Linked DNA regions of Mus musculus: region 2 is linked to region 1. The links are chromatin loops, found by intact Hi-C in ENCODE. Cell type or tissue: left cerebral cortex. All regions are shown on one strand.

Region 1 (8,000 bases):
TCACCCCTGCTACACTCCCCCCAACTCCTGGTGTTTTGCTGAGCAAGCTTATAAGTTTTTGTTTTGTAATAGATTTTTCATTGATCGGTTCTGCAAAATCATTTCCACATAGCATCCACAGGACAACCTCCCTTGTCACCTTGTACCACGTCTCCTGCCAGACTGGCTCTTCATCTCACAATACCAAAGGGCTTTTGGTTTTTGGGACATTTTTGTCCCTTTTGTTTTGAGTCAGGATCTTCTGAATGTAGCTGGCCTTGGACTCCTGTGGCTAAGCTTCTGAGAGCTGAGGCCTTTGAAGTCTCTTAGTCACTCTGTGGAGGACTCTCTTGAGGACACCCTGAGATGAGGTTGGAACACAGCAGGCTCTGAGTCACTAAAACATGCCATCCCTCTGCCCTGGATGGGAAACTATGTGACAACTGGCTTTTTGGTTCCAGGTGGGTTTCTTTCATTGAATTCTGTACTCTTCTGTGTCCTGGCCATCAGCATCTGGGTCGGCTGGTCTTCATGTCTGGTTCCTGCTCCTGTGTCTTTCTGTCTGGAAGCTTCTAAGTTAGTTTGCTTTTCTTCCTTTTTTTATTTCAGAATTGCATCAGCTGTGCCTGTCAGATCTTCTGGTTTGGTCTTCCAAATCCACACTTAGTAGACTTAGGGTCTCAGACTGTATATAGCGAGGCTGGTCTCAAACTCACTTTGTATCCCAAGCTGGCTTTGAACATATAGAAGTCCTCCTGCATCAGCTTCCTTAATGGAAGCCATAATTCCCACTTCCCAATTTCTATGTTCATGTTATGTCTAGTGTCTCTGAGTCTTTCATTAACAACTGCTCCAATTTCCAAGTCTGTCTCTCCTGAAGATTCAAGCGTTAGGAAAAAACCATAGATCAGGCCTATGACTACACTTGTTCTGGAGTTAAGACTCCATCTCCCCCATTTTTGAAAGCTGCTACTCTGGCAGATCTCTGTGGTGTTTTGGGTCCCCGTGAACCATAAGCATCAACTCACAGCCAATTTTCAGTAACTGTTTTCAGAAACTGTCTTCTATGATTTGAGAACTTTTCCAGGAGTTAGCAGCCCAGGGCAACTGTTGAAAACAGCTAGTGACTGTTTGCAGCTATCAGCCAGCACACCTGACTGAAGGGGCCATACAAGCTTGGGGTAACCAAGCAAAACCAATAAATAAATAAATAAATAAAATTTGGGAGAGCACTCCATAGCATGAATTACGTAAAGATCTCGGAAAAATGGACAGAATCCTGGGCATTCCTAGAAAATTATTAGCTAATCTCAACACTAATTTAAAAGACTTCAGTAACCACACTACCAAGAATACAGTTTATTGAAATAGGCTTAGGAAATCCTCAACCAACAGCAGCAGAGACAAAGCTTGCTCAGGATGTGACTCTCAGAGCCACCGTGCTGTTATTGCCTTTGTAGTTGTACTAGTGAGGAACCAGGGCCTGGGCATGTTAGGTAAACACGGAAGCCTAGCTATAGCCCCAGGCCCTCATTTCACTTGCTCAGCCCACGTAGATCATGTTAGCCTTGCAGCGTCCTCACCAAAAACCCAGGTGTGGTGGCACACACCTGTAATAATGCCAGCACTCAGGGTGTAAAGACAGGATGCTCAGCAGTTTACCCCCAGCCTCAGCTGCATAGGGAATTTCAACTACTCTGGGTTGTATGAAATTATGTTGCTGGTTTTTGCTTTGTTTTTTGTCTTTTTTAAGCAGAGTAAAAGAAAAAGCAAGAAACCCACAGTTAAATGCTGGAGACTATTTAACACAGAAGGTAGTAATGGAGGGGGAATATAAACAAGTCTATGGCAAGCAACACAGGCTGGGAATCGTGTTTTATTTAGCATTTGTATTAGACATAAAGAACTACACAGTCCAGATAACCCGACCCTGGGGCATCCACTTGCACCTCTTGTGAGTGTATTTTTCCTTTATCTGTGTGTTAGATGCACGGGTGTTGTGCCTGCCTGTCTTGACTGTGTACACATGAGTGCAGTGACCGTAGAGGCCAGCAGGGGGCGTGGGTCCCTGGGATTGGAGCTACAGTTTACGAGCAGGTGCTGGGAATGAATCTTGTTCTCTGGAAGAGCAGCCAGTGCCTCTGCCTGCTGTGCCCCTTTCCAGCCCCAGTCAGTGCATTTTCAATAAGGCAGGTTACTGTTTAAAAGGGAGAGAAAGCAGTTAGGTGTGGTGTTGCACATCTTTAGTCTTAGAACTTGGGAGGCAGAGCCAGGAGGATCTCTGTGAATTCAAAACCAGAGTGTTACTACCTTTAATACACCTTTGCAAATCTGAGCCTGGCGGAACAGCCCCTACATCTCAACATATCAGAAGGTGCAGAAGGATTTCAAGTTCAAGGCCAGCTTGGACAGCGCAGCAAGACCTGGTCTGAAAGCTAACAATCAATACAATCTCAGGCAAAAATAGGATTCCCTTTTTATACCCCCCTGGGCTTGTGCTACCACACTGTCAATGCGCCGACACTCTTCCAGGCTGGAGTTGTTCCTCCTGGACCACAGTGCATCTGCACCTGCAGGGCCTCTCCAGAATGAGATTTGACTCTGGGTAAAGGCCTAGCTGCAGCATAGTAGTTTGGATGTTTTTGTTTGCTTTGTTTTAGAAAATTTCTCACGACATAGTACAAACTGTCTTCCAACTTACCATCCTCCTGCCTCAGCCTCTTGCCTCCTGAATGCTGGGAGTCTAAGCACGCCCCACCCCCACCGTGTCTGGCAGTTTGCGGTTGAGAAGAATGAGTGTCTGTCTACTTTTCAGGCATTTAACCAAGTGAAATTGTCATTATTATTATTGCTCCGTGATAAATCTCTTAGTCTGAATTTCGCTGTCATCGTAATTCAGCAAACTGCTCAAGTAAATTTTGTTTGACTTTAGGTTGCGGTATGACTGAGAGCTAACAGACCCGGGCTTGTTATAATCGCTCTCTGTCATCACTCACGGTTGAGAATCTGCCTTCCAAGTTAAGGGTAGCAATGACTGGGGTCCCAAGGCATGCACTCCAGCTAGGACTTCAAGGTCATGTAGGTCACAGCTTAAGCAGCTGAGATTCCTTGGTCTACCCGCACCATATCTTCTACTAGCAATGAGTTCAGCACTGTGCTCGGGCCCAAGCTCCACCAGACCAATCCCCTACCTCTTCTTTTCAGGTCTGTTTCTTGCGGTCATTCCCAGTACCAGTTAGAACAGTCACAGTCCAATCAGAAAGCAGAACCACACCAGGGAAGTTTAGCGTACAGAATTATTTGGGGGTATCCTGGCCCACAGTTGTAATCTCGGTCCTTGGAAGGCTGAGGCAGGAAGACCAAAAGTTGAAGGCCGATCTGGGTTATGACAGTGAGACCTTGTCTCAAACGAAAAAGAATTATTGATAAATGACTGAATGTAGGAGCTAAAAAGAATTCCAGAGGATACAGAAGCTATAGATATCAGGACTGGCCACTGTCCTTGATGCTGAATGTTAGAGAGGAGTCCTCTTCCCGGGCTAAGATCCAGACTTCATTTGAAGGAACATGACAGGTTAGTCACTGGTGTGCTTCAGCAGTGGGGTGTCCTAAGAGCCTGTCGCATCAGCAGAGTCAGGTGAAGCACTGGAGAGCTTTACGGGGACTCTAGCGAAACTAGGCTGGCATTGCCCATGTGATCTGCTTTGGGAATGCCTGCCTGTCTTTCCCAGCCCTGCTGGAAGGGACATGTCAGAACAGGACTCGGGCGCTCTGGCTGTACACATGCAGTGTGAGAGAACAAGACTGCGAGAAGCTGCGTCATCCATTGCCTGTAGGACAGTTGCTATAGAGACCAAGTGCCGGAGAAAGACTGCTGTGCCAGAGATCTCTAAAGAAAGCTGCATCAAGGTCAAGGTGTAGTGTGTGTGCAAAGATATCCAAGTGTCAGAAATCCGTGCACACAAGTGCAGGATATGGCCTGGAGTTTGGATGTTGGGAGAGGATGTGTGGTACAGGGCCTGCAAGGGCTCTTTGTTTCAGACATCCATCCATCTAAGGCAGAGGACCTCCAGGATGTCCCCATCCATGGACTGGCTCAGCAGAGCTGTGATGAAAGACAAGAGAAATGAGAGCTCAGAAGAAGCAAGCCGAGCAGCCACGTCCTCTTACACTGTGCCTCTAGCGCCCTCTACTGGCGAAGCTTAATGTGATGCTCTGTGAACCATCTAGATGTGCCATGGTCAATCTTAAAGAAGGAACCAGAGGATGAGCTTGGAAAAACAATAAACTGAATCCATACAGATGCCCTGTGTCCCACAGACCCTCAGGCCAATGTGGGAGCAGGGGAGGGAACCGTGAAAGGCTTGGGGACTTCTCTCTAGAAAGACCCATGAAAGACCATGTCCCTGAGGAAAACACAGATTAATGGCACTGCTGGCCATCTGAAAGAAGCAAGCTCAGGGTCATCTATGCATCAGTCTGGCGCAGACAGCAGTTATGTGGACCCTGGAGAATGATCACATACGGCCACACACTCCATCAGGCAGTGACTCCCATGGCAGCTGCTGTGTGGAGCAAATCAGTACAGCTCTTGATGTTTGGTGTGATCCTGGCCTTTTCTCCGTGCAAAGTATATCCATCAAAAGAAGGGTTTCACGGCGGCATTGGCTGCAAAGGAAGAATCCGTTTTCCCGTGGCTCCCAAAATTCCAGGGCTTGTACCCCAGTGGGGAGTTTTATACATTAGGTAGTTTAAGATGTGTAAACATAGCTGGGCGTGGTGGCGCACGCCTTTAATCTCAGAATTTGGGAGGCAGAGGCGGGTGGATTTCGGAGTTCGAGGCCAGCCTGATCTACAGAGTGAGTTCCAGGACAGCCAGAGCTACACAGACAAACCCTGTCTTGAAAAAAAACCAAAACAACAACAACATGTGTAAACATGTGTCCTTCAAGGTGAATGTCAGGCTGCCCTCATATATCTGGTCCCCCTTAACAAGACTTGATGTTTGAGGCCGATTTTTACATCAGAAGGAACATGCTGGCTATCACCTGGGGAGTTACAGGGATCAGAGCATGGCAAGGCTCTGCGGCAAACCCAAGTTGCCATTCATGCTGCTCTGTGCCTGCACTTGTGATGCGGCCAATGCAGACTCAGTCAGTGTCCATACAGACGATGGTGCTTGCCTCTATCAAGCACCAATGGAAGAACTCTTATTTATTTATTTGTTTGTTTGTTTACTTACTTATGAGACAGGGTCTCACTATGTAGCCCTGGCTAGTCTGGAACTCATTATGTAGACCAGCCTGGACTCAGAGATCCTCCTGCCTCATCCTGTGCTGGGATTGAATGTGTATCACCAATTTGACAGAGTTTTAAAAAATTATAATTCAATTTATGTGTATGGCTGTTTTGCCTGGATGTGTGTCTATGCACCAGTGTCCTGTCTGATGCCTGGGGAGGTGAGACAGGGGTGCTAGGTTCCCTGGAACTCGTGACAGATGGCTGTGAGTGACCATGTGGGTGCTGGGGTTGGAACTCGGGACCTCGAAAAGAACCACCAGTGCTCTTAACTGCTCAGCCACATCTCCAGCCCTTCCCCCTTAAAAAACATGCATTTATTTTATGTATGTGAACTTTTTGTTCTCATGTATGTGCCTGGTACCTTTGGTCTCTTGGAACTTGAGTTATAGGCAGTGGTGAGCTGGCATGTAAGTGTGGGGAACTGAACCCAGGTCCTCTGAAAGAGCAGCCAGTGCTCTCAACCGTTGAGCCATCTCTCTGGATTGCAGGCCAACACCTTTTTATAGCCCTTAATTTCACTTGGTGCCATTATCATCCTGAGACTGGCTTGCTCTCTGTGCTACTTTCCCCATTGCTGGAAGAGCACCCAGCAGATGCAGCTCACGGGGGCTTTATGTCTGCTCACAGCTTCATAAGCTTTATAAGTCGCAATGTAAATATCTTGTGTTTTCCAGTGGTCTTATGTGACCCCTGTGAGGGGTTGTCTGACCCCAAGGTGTCAGGGCCCACGTGTTGAGAACCAATATTCCAGAGGTTTCTTACAGTCAAAGTCAGATCTAAAGTTGAAGTGTCTCCTCTTGTTAAGGCTGCTAACGAATGAATATCTGCCAACAAATCTATATTATATATAATTCCAACGTGTTGATCAACATTAAAAAGTCATTTCTTCGAGTCTTTGTCCTGAAGTTTAGAAAGCACTAGGCTTTCTACCCAAGACAACACTCTCTTTAGTGTTTCCTCCTAGCAGCTGTACTACTTGGCACAGCTTCTGTGATGTACTCAGCTTGAAAGCCTCTCTCATCAGGAGGGTGTGGCGGTCAGTAGGCTGTACCCGGTGCTGACCCTTGGGCCTCAGAGGGCTTCTAGGTCTGAAGTGCCTTTCCTGCCAGGAACCTATTTTGTCACAGTTCTGAGGACTGTGGTGAGACCTCAGCAGGTTGGTTTCTTCAGAGGCTTCTCTTCATCTTAGCTATCTTCTCTGAGTTGTCACACGGTCTTTCTTGGTAACTCTGTAATTACCCCAGCAATCACATGGGATTAGAGCGAATCCTAATGACTTAATTTTTAATTCAGTTATCAATTATTAAAGACCCAATATCCAAGTGTGGCCACTTTCTGAAATACTAGGAGTTAGGACTTCAACCTATGAGTCTGAGCAGAAGATCCCATTCAGGCCTTGAGATGGGATTGAACAGATCTGCAGACCTTACCCTGCTGCAGGACCAAGAACAGCCTCATGGCAGGGCTTTGTGGGGCGTGGAGCACTGTCTGTAAGTCGGTCTGCGTCTGCAGCTCCTTTCCACATCAGAAAGTGAACAGGTTAGCTGTCTCTGCCAGGGCTACAGAGTTCATGTTTGCTTGTTGTCTGGGGGTAGGGTAAAAGAACTGATTAATCACCCACTTCCTGAGCTCTGGACTCTGTTACAGAGCTAATTACCTAACCGTCCATGTCTCAGAGGTCACACAGGTCTCCCCTAGCAAAACCTGGAACTTGGGGAAACTAGAGCATAATCTGAATAGGTTCCTTCTTAAGGGAAAATGGAGGCCAGCTAGGTATATAGCTGTGTCATTTGGAGACCAGCTAGGTATATAGCTGTGTCATTTTGCTTTCCTAATCGCCATTTTTTCCTCAGTCAGTCAGGAAGAGGAGACAAGTATGTTACACCTTCCCACAAAAGGGAATCTCAGGACTGCGGCAACTTTGTTCTCTCCAGCTGAGCTCTTAAGGAAACGAAGTATATCTGTTTTCTGCTGCTGCTCACCAAACTGCTACAAGCTAGGCGTGGCATGGCGGTGCACACCAAGGTCTCCAGAGGCAGTCTGGCATGTCGCTGAGTCCCAGGGCAGCCTCGTCTATGCAGTGACTCTATCTCAAAACAAACAAACAAACAAACACACACACACACACACACACACACTAATAATGAAAGCCCAACCACCAAACAACACAGAACAGCAGCAAACTGACATAAGTTCATAGTACAACACGTTTATACTTTACACTGTCATAGGTCAGAGCACGTGGGTTTTACTAGGCTCTGAGCGTGGCGTCTCAGGAGGTAAAATTGTAGAGTAGGCTGAGTTGAGCTGGTGGCCTGGGGAAGAGTATACTTCTGACCTCATTTAGGATGTTGGTCAAATTCTGTATTTCCCAGGTACATTCATGCCTTTGTCAGCTGGAGGTCTCTGGATTGCCATCATTATATATATATATATATATATATATATATATATATATATGCCATCATTATATATATATATATCATTATATATATATATATATATATATATATATATATATATATATATATATATATATATATATATATATATATAAAATAAAATATATGCTCCTCCCCTCACTAAACCAGCAGTAGGCTTTCATGACTTGAGTGCGCGTCTACCAACTGGAGAAAACTCTACACAGATGTGAATTGGTTGGCTTGCTAGTATTTGTGTGTTTTAAAAGATGTACTTGTGTGCATAACTATGCATATGTG
Region 2 (8,000 bases), 70 kb before region 1:
ACATGAGGGGCTGAGACACGGCTACTGTCATTATTATCATTAGCACAGGACTCGGGACTGGCTTGGAGTGGAAGAGACCACAGGTAAATGACAACGCTCAGACAAGTTAAAGAAGTAACAAGTCTGGGGGTAATTCTAAGGTTGTTCAGGGGGCCGTCCAAGGGTGAATCTGGAAGCCCACAGTGAGCCCAGTAGGAAAGGTCGGTGGAACATATAAGGTCACAGCTGCTTTAGGCCTAGGGTAAAGGCAGAAGTCTCCAGACAATGTGACTTCAGGGAAGACAATGGTAGGACTGAATCATATCAGGGATGCTGACAGCCAGGGATCTAGATCAAGGGAAAAGTATCAGAAGGTGAGGTGAGGCAAGGCGCTGGGGGACAAAGGAAGGGGAAGGGCTGAGGGGTGAAAGTGCAACCAGGAAGAGTGGCTGGAGGAGGAGGAGAGGCGGGCTGCTGGGGAAAGGCCATCCTGGTGCCCCAGGCTGCTGAAAGGATGAGGGAGGCAGAAGAGAACCTACGTTTCCCAGATAACTCCGGAGCTGGGCCTTTCAATAGGACATTCATGGCACACTACTATCTAATCTTTGCTACGAAGCAAAAGAAACATTTTACAGGGAAGGTACTTGAAGTTCAGAGTGACTTGCTCAAGGTCACAAGACGGGGGTCCTGGCCTCAATTTCAAGACACCTGAAGGTGTGTGAAAGACCTGAGAAAGGCAAAAGCTTTCTCCCATGGTAGAGCTGGGTCCCCTGAACACAGATACCTGGGGGCAGGGGCATACGGCAGGGGCCGAACTCTCTACAGACCTGAGGCTGACTCTTCTGTGTAGCCCACTTTTCGACAAAGACAAAAATCAAACATTTAAGCAAGTCAGTGAAGAAATGCAGAAGTGAGTGTATGAGCAGCACCCCTAAGGGACCCCGGGGAAGCTGCTGCTGCTGGACACCCAGAGAATGCTCAGGCCCCGTACTACTACTGATGGTGCTCTGGGCAAATAGGCCTGAGGTTCCACATACCCCAGGCATGGGGCTCAAGACTCACCGCGGTGCACTGCCGAAGCAGGCACGACTGCTTCATGCGCCCGGGCCCCCCGAACTTCTTCATGTCTCGGCAGAAATGGCAGTCCCCGCACTCAGTTCGCACACAGGCCCGGCAACGACGGCAGCGGGTTCGGCGTCGGCGCGCTCCGGCCCCCGGTCCCCGGCTGCTCGACGACATTGGGGGCGTCAGCAACGCCGAGGGCTGTAGGCAGATGGTTGGTAAGGTCAGAGAGGCCTGCAAAGCCTGGCCTGAGAGTCTCCTGGCCGCAAGCTCACTACACCTCTGATGGGGGCAGAGCTTCTGTTTCTACCCTCAGAGAAGGTCAGCCTTTTAGTGTGTGTCCTGAGCAGAGGGCCACTCCCTCAAGACCTCCCGCCTGCTGGAAGGAGGGACACTGAGGCCCCTCCTCTAACATCCCAAGCCCAGGTTCCTGGAAAAGGCTTCAGATCTGTAGCATTACCTGAGGGAGCTTCAACTCATACCTGTTGTTACCCACACCCCCCATTCCCTCACTGATTTACCTCCAGATTCCAGGGGCATGCACCACACTCTTTCCCCTCTCCCTTCTCTCACGTGGGTACTTAGTCATCCAAACCTTTCAAACCTTGGTACTCTAGCCAGACCCACTCCATTTCTAGTGACCCAGTGTGTGCTCTCCACTTCCCCGGGCTGACACCCCTGAAATGCTTAGTGTCCCCTCTCAGCCCACACACAAGTCCTTGGGGGCTCCAAATTATCCAATAGGATCCCTCAGGCAATCTGGGTAATCTCCCAGACTCCCTAGGATTCTACAAGTTGCCCTAACATCTCAACAAAATTCAAGGTGGGCTCGGCTTTAGGTCTTCCCGCCCCCATTCACATCTTACCAGCCTGCTTTTCATCCCTAATTGTCTGGAATCCCTGGGGCTCTCCTGCCCCTGGAAACCAGATCCTCTGAAATCCCACATGGACTCAGCAAGCCTGGGGGGGTCTCTTCCCAATCAGTCTTAGACCTGCTTCCCCCAGGCTTCTCCCTTTCCAAGGACTTCCAGACCATCCACAGGGTATGGGGCCCTCCAGCACTCCGGGGGAGGGGCCTAGAGGGCGGCGACTGGAGGCGGGGTGGAGGGGGAGGTCTGCAAGGGGCAGCAGGGTCGGGGAAGGAAGGCCACTTCCCTGGGGTTGGAGGTTATAGGAGAGAAGGTTGGAGAAGGAGTTTGGAGCAAAGGGAGGGTGAGGCTGGGGGCGGGGAAGGAAGGGAGAGGCCAGGCTGAGGATGAATGGGAGTGGGAGCTGCCCAGGTCTGGGGGTGAGGAGGAGCCGCATGAACCCACCTCACACGTGTCCCGGGAGCCATCTCTCCCTTCTCGGCAGCTCCCGGCGGGTCGGCGGCCATCGGCGGCGGGGGGGCCGGGCGGCGCGGGGCGCTGAACGCTCAGAACGCCGGGGTCCACGGCCCCCCGAGGGCGCTCGGCCCCTCCCTCCGGCGGAGGCCGGGACAGCAGCGAGTGGAGATGGGGAGCGCCGGGGGCGAGGCCCTCCCACGGGCTGCGGCGCGGCCCTTCCAGGGGGAGGTCCTGCTCTGGGGGGCTCAGTCCCTCAGCCCCCCCAGGCCAACGGGGGCTCCTCGGGCGCAGGGTGCTCAGCTTTTGCCCGGGCCCCACTCAGTCCCGGGTATGAGTCTCAGCTCCCCACCCCCACCTTTCCCCAAAGCCCCCGACCCTTAACTGGCCCCTTCCCAGCTCCAACTGCCCAGGGGTCCAGGGAAAGACCAGGGGCCCCCCACCGTTTCCGGGGTTCAAACCCCGCCCACCGCCGGTTCCCGGGGAGGGGGGGGTCGCTGCAACCTGCCCCCCTCCCCTGGGTCCGCCCCTGTACTGCGGCCCCCTGACCTACAGAGACAGGGCGCGCAGAGGGGGGTGAAGGAAGCTGCTCCGGCCCCGCCCCCCCCAGCCTGCACGCGCCCCCGCCCTCCCCCCTTCAAACGCGCGACCCTCAAGATATAAAGATTTAAATAAAATTTGAATAAATCCACTCCTAAAATGGGAGGGTATAAGGAAAGGATGGGGCAGAGGCAGGAAGGGGGTGGGGGCAGTTGGGATGTCTTAGCACCCCTACTCCCCTAGCCTCGCGCTGCTTCGGCCCTGGGCCCAGGTCGCCGCTCTCATCCCTCCTCAGCTCCTTCCTCCTTCCTCCTCTCCTCCCTCTTCCCTCCCTTCTTCCCACCTCCTCCTCCTTTTTACTCCCTCCTTCTCCCAGAGGAACCCCGCCCCCTTCTCCCTCCTTCCTTCACCACCTTTACTTTCCAGGACGAGCGCGTGCAAAGCACGACGGGAGTTGTAGTTCTCCAAATTCTAGCACTATCGTGGGAAAAGTGGGACACAAGGGCCAGCCGGTACTACAAATACGATGGCGAGAAGGATGCCACGCTGGAAGCCGAGCATGGCGGGAATTATAGTCCAGTTGACCCGAGACTCCCCGTAGCAGGACATAGAGAAGGAGCGGGAAGAATGACTACAAGCAAGATGGCCTTTTCCCCCGACCCGACCTCCTTTCCAGGCACTCACACGCCCTCTGGTCCACAACCCTCCGCGCGTGTGGTACCTGACGGGAGTCGCAGTCCAGCTGCTGCCTTCCCGCTGCCATTTCTACTCATCAGGAACAATGGAAAGGTGAAAAGAAACGAGGACTACAAGCAAGATGGCGATCGAGGGGCGTACACCTAATAAGTCGATCTTATGAAGTGGGATGGGAATAGTAGTTTTCTAGCCTTCCTATGTTCCTTTAAGAATGCCAGAACCGGGAGGATAAAGAGACTACCGTAAAGATGGCAGGATACCTAACCTTTCCTGGCTGCTTCATTCTACCACTTGGAGCTCCTCGCCCGCCTGAACTATCAAAATCCCGCACTCGATGATGCAAAGCCAGACGGGAATTGTAGTCTTCCTCGCTCCCCTCTTTATCTTCTGTCGAGACAATGGAAGTGAGCGGGGCGGGGACTACCACAAAGATGGAGGGTGAAGGAGCACATGATGCTATGGGATTTGTAGTCCAACCGCTAATACTATTCTCGGCGGATGTGTAGGAGAGGACTACTACAGAGATGGCAACCTAGTCGCTTGCCCCTCGGTGCCGGTACCTGGTGGGTTATGTAGTCTCTGCTTTAGTTGTACAGAGAAAGGACGCTACTGTTGAAATATGTATCACCGTGAACACGCCAAATTGCTAGCGGACGGAAACGGAAAGTCTCTTTGCTCTTGGCCTCCTTTTCTAAAGGGCTTGCAGGGAAATGTAGTCCCAAGTTTTCATTCTCCAGTGGCGGAGAATTGATGTCACCTGTGGGAATCAGTGCGGGAGAGAGAAACATCGGAGTGACCTGGGAATATAGAATGTCCGCCTTTTCGGATCGTGAAGATTTCATATTTTAAAAGAACGCAAACCATAACCAATATTGTCGCGACAAGGGAGGCGTGGTTCTCTCCGAAAAGTATACCCACGCTGTTGTTCCTTATAAAGACTGGACGTCTCGCACACGATGCTTCCTATCTTAAACCTTTGCAAATTAATACCTTACACGTGGTGCGAACCAAAGGAAGACGACCTTGGAATATACAAAATCTCCTTTCCACCGTAGGAAGTCATCAGACCTAAGTTTCTTACCCGAAAGGGGTTATGATTAATACTCACCTCCACGCTGAATTAGCGTTAAAAGTATTCAAGAAAGTAACCAGTTCTGGCACGGGGCGTGTGGCTGCAGTTATTTTTTCGAGCTCCCTTTCAGCCCAGCCGTTTTGGAAGCCCAGGAATCCATCATGCCGGACAGTTAGCTTCTGCGAAAAGAAAATTGACGAGTAGGCTACCCCCATCTTAACCCCCACCCCTCCCTCTTCAGTCCTCATCTGAGTCTTCCAACCATCTCTACCCAGCACTCTTCCCAGGGGGCGCCCTCTCTCCTTTTAACAGAGGACGCACACACTGACCAAATTTTCTCAACCTGAATTGTAGCCTTTGGAGCTGTGAAGCCTCATGCCTTGTCTTTTGAGCCTTGGAGGCTTCCGGTGAACTCTCAGTTGCCAAAGGGACTGCTTTGTGCCATGTGGATGACCTCCTGCGTCCTAGAAAATTTGCTCAGTACTACCCCAAGCCAATCTCTGCTTCCTTGTCTCTGCTGGGTTTCCAGCCCTACTGGAGACTTGGTGGGTGTGGTTTTTCTGCTTAGGAAGTTAACTCCGGTCAAAACTGTGTCAAGTCTCAGTTTGCTAGGACTACTAGCCTTAACCTAAGTAGGGGCTCCTTGCAGCCCCGTAACAGTCGTGGCTCCCAGGGAAGTGTCTGTCCATTTTAAATCCACACGGCGGCGTTTCTTTCAACTAGCAAGGACTGCTTTCTGGCCTTCTAGCGCTCTCCTTGCGTGGACCAAAGTTGTACTTTTTCATCCATCCCACGTCTCCACCCAGTTGTTTACCCATCAAGTTCCTATTAAAATTCCACTGCCACAATAAAACCTTCTAGTAATTCCCAGATGAGCTTTGTTTAGTGTCCTTTCCACTAACTTGGAAGCTTGCTGGATGCACCTCACAGGTGTTGTTTGGTTTTGCCCTGCTGGGAATCAAACCAGATATCATTGATGGGAGGCAAAGCACTCTGCAAGGAGTTTACATCTCAGTCCCACCTGGAATACCAAATGCGTTCAGCCTCTCATTTGATCCTAAGAAGCCTGTAATAGCCAGGTGGCACACCTTTATGGCCAGCACTTGTGAGGCAGAGGCAGGAAGATTTCTGAGTTTGAGTAGTCCTGCCTGGTCTACAGAGTGAATTCCAGGACATTGAGGGATATACAGAGAAACCCTATCTCGGGAAAAAACAAAAACAAAACAAAACCAAAAAACATCCCACCACCACCACCACCACCAACAACAACAACAAAAGAAGATGGGCTTGAGAGAGTGAACACACAAAGAAAGATTTTTAGTTTGTATTCTACCTCAGGCAGTGACTGTGTCTTTTTCCCATTGGTTGGGGCCTGGCCTCACAATCTTATTCAGCTGGCTAGTCTGAAAAGAATTGGTGCACCGGAAATGGAGGAGGGCAAAGCAGTCACTGTCCCAGGCCATCAAATCCCTAGAATAGAGTAGTGGGCCTCTGTGCAGACAAAGGTTTGACAGGGTGGGAAGGAATGAAACATTTGCATAAAAGTCTGACAAAAAGGAAGAAATGTAAAAGATTTTAAGTCCTTCTCCAGGACACACATTTTTATCGTGTGTGATACAGAAAGGAAAACTCACAGTTGATATTTTTTTACACTCAGCTATACACAACAGATAAATGATAGAGCCAGAATTTAAACTCAAGTCCAGAGCCCAGGTTGAGAACTTCTGTAACATTTATAGACTAATCAAAATCCAGTTATGTGCATTTAACATGAGCACAGCAAAATTAGCATATAAAGTTAGACTTCTAATGTATCTTCAAAAATTCTAAAGTCAGGCTGGAGAGATGGCTCAGACGTTAGGAGCACTGGCTGCTCTTTTGGAAGTCCTGAATTTATTCCCAGCAACCTCATGATGGCTGACAACCATCTATACTGGAATCTGATGCCCTCTTCTGGTAGATGTGCACGCAGATAGAGCACTCATATACATTAAATAAATGTGTTTTTTTTTTAAAGTTCAAGAGTCTGAATTAGTTTGCATTATTGGATAAAGGAACAGCTGGAGCCAAGTACCTGCTTCCCTTTTGTTGTTGTTTGTTGTTGTTTTTCGAGACAGGGTTTCTCTGTGTAGCCCTGGCTGTCCTGGAACTCACTTTGTAGACCAGGCTGGCCTCGAACTCAGAAATCGCCTGCCTCTGCCTCCCGAGTGCTGGGATTAAAGGCGTGCGCCACCTCTGCCCGGCCTGCTTCCCTTTTAAACAAAATGAAGTTTATAGATTTGACTCGGTAGTTAAAAGCATTTGGTATTGCAAAGGATGGGAGTTCAATTCCCAGCACCCGCATCAGGCATCTCACAACTGCCTGTAACTAAACTCTGTGGCTCTGACACTTCTGGCCTGAGGGCACCTATATGAACACGCACCTAACACCACCAAGATGCACACATGCAGGGAAAAAAGCCAGTCTGGTGGTGCAGGCCTTTAATCTCAGTACTCCAGGCTGCCAGGGCTACACAGAGAAACTCTGTCTAAAAAAAACACATAGATAGATACATAGATACATACATACTAACTAAAAATGAAGCTCAAATACCAGAATTTAGGTTTTGGAAACAAAAAGCACTATACTCCCTTGTTTCCCACAGTCTGTAGTCCCTATCCTATCTGTTGTGCATGATAAAAGCTTATTGAGAACTAAGGGCCATTTTCTCTCTCTCTCTCTCTCTCTCTCTCTCTCTCTCTCTCTCAGACAGGGCTTAGTGTGTAGCTCCAAGTAACCTAGAACCATATAGACCAGGCTGGCCTCCAACTCACAGAGATCCTGCTGCCTCTGCCTCCTGAGTGCGGGAGTGCGGGGCTTTAAAATTGTACGCCATCACACTCAGATACCGCTTCTCTATAGTCAGTCCTTCACCGCTGAGTAGAGTTTCTGCACCCTACCTACTGACAGGAGATTGCACAGAAGACTCCAGAGAGGATGGGTGTGGCTCAGGCTCATCAGCGGGAAAGTGCTGGGCTCCCATGCTTTAAACCCTGAGCCCCACTGCTGCACTGGGAAGGTAAAGTAGGAGGAAGGAAGACAACACTCACCTTTCCACTTCGTAAGTGAAAATTTTACCACCAGCAAACACAAGCTGTAGAATGAAAACATGAGATGCACCAAAGAGGCTAATGTAGGAGCGTTTCCTGAGCCCAAGAATTTTAAACCAGCCTAAGTAACACAGCAAAGACCCCCCCATCTCCAAAGGAAAGAAAGAAAAAACAAAGCAAAACAAAAGAACCCCTATGAATTGGAAAGTCTCAGTAACTTGTCCAGCCTGGCCTGGAAC

The links. Peaks named below come from ENCODE experiments on the same cell type or tissue, not always from the same donor. Only the 100,000 strongest peaks of a DNase experiment are listed, where the experiment ranks them.
Region 2: it touches region 1 in a loop (6-fold over the local background); 23 of 42 quality-filtered maps call a loop at or near these places.

What each region holds. Positions count from the first base shown.
Region 1 is chr7:127,671,320-127,679,319 of GRCm38, reverse strand. It overlaps a transcript of Bcl7c not described here. Among named protein-coding and RNA genes, the nearest start is that of Gm39090, 16 kb to the left of the region's middle. In left cerebral cortex, CTCF peaks have their summits at 2,022 (motif pointing right) and 4,183 (motif pointing left); DNase peaks (open chromatin) are centred at 2,046, 3,796 and 4,146; H3K27ac peaks cover 493 bases.
Region 2 is chr7:127,741,492-127,749,491 of GRCm38, reverse strand. It overlaps Fbxl19 (F-box and leucine-rich repeat protein 19), which reads right to left and starts at 2,717. Exons shown (of 11, transcript NM_172748.2): 1 at 2,355-2,717; 2 at 1,042-1,242. The coding sequence starts at 1,218. In left cerebral cortex, CTCF peaks have their summits at 4,257, 4,770, 4,969 and 6,640 (motif pointing left); DNase peaks (open chromatin) are centred at 2,543, 3,529, 3,947, 4,959 and 2 more places; H3K4me3 peaks cover 3,320 bases; H3K27ac peaks cover 3,239 bases.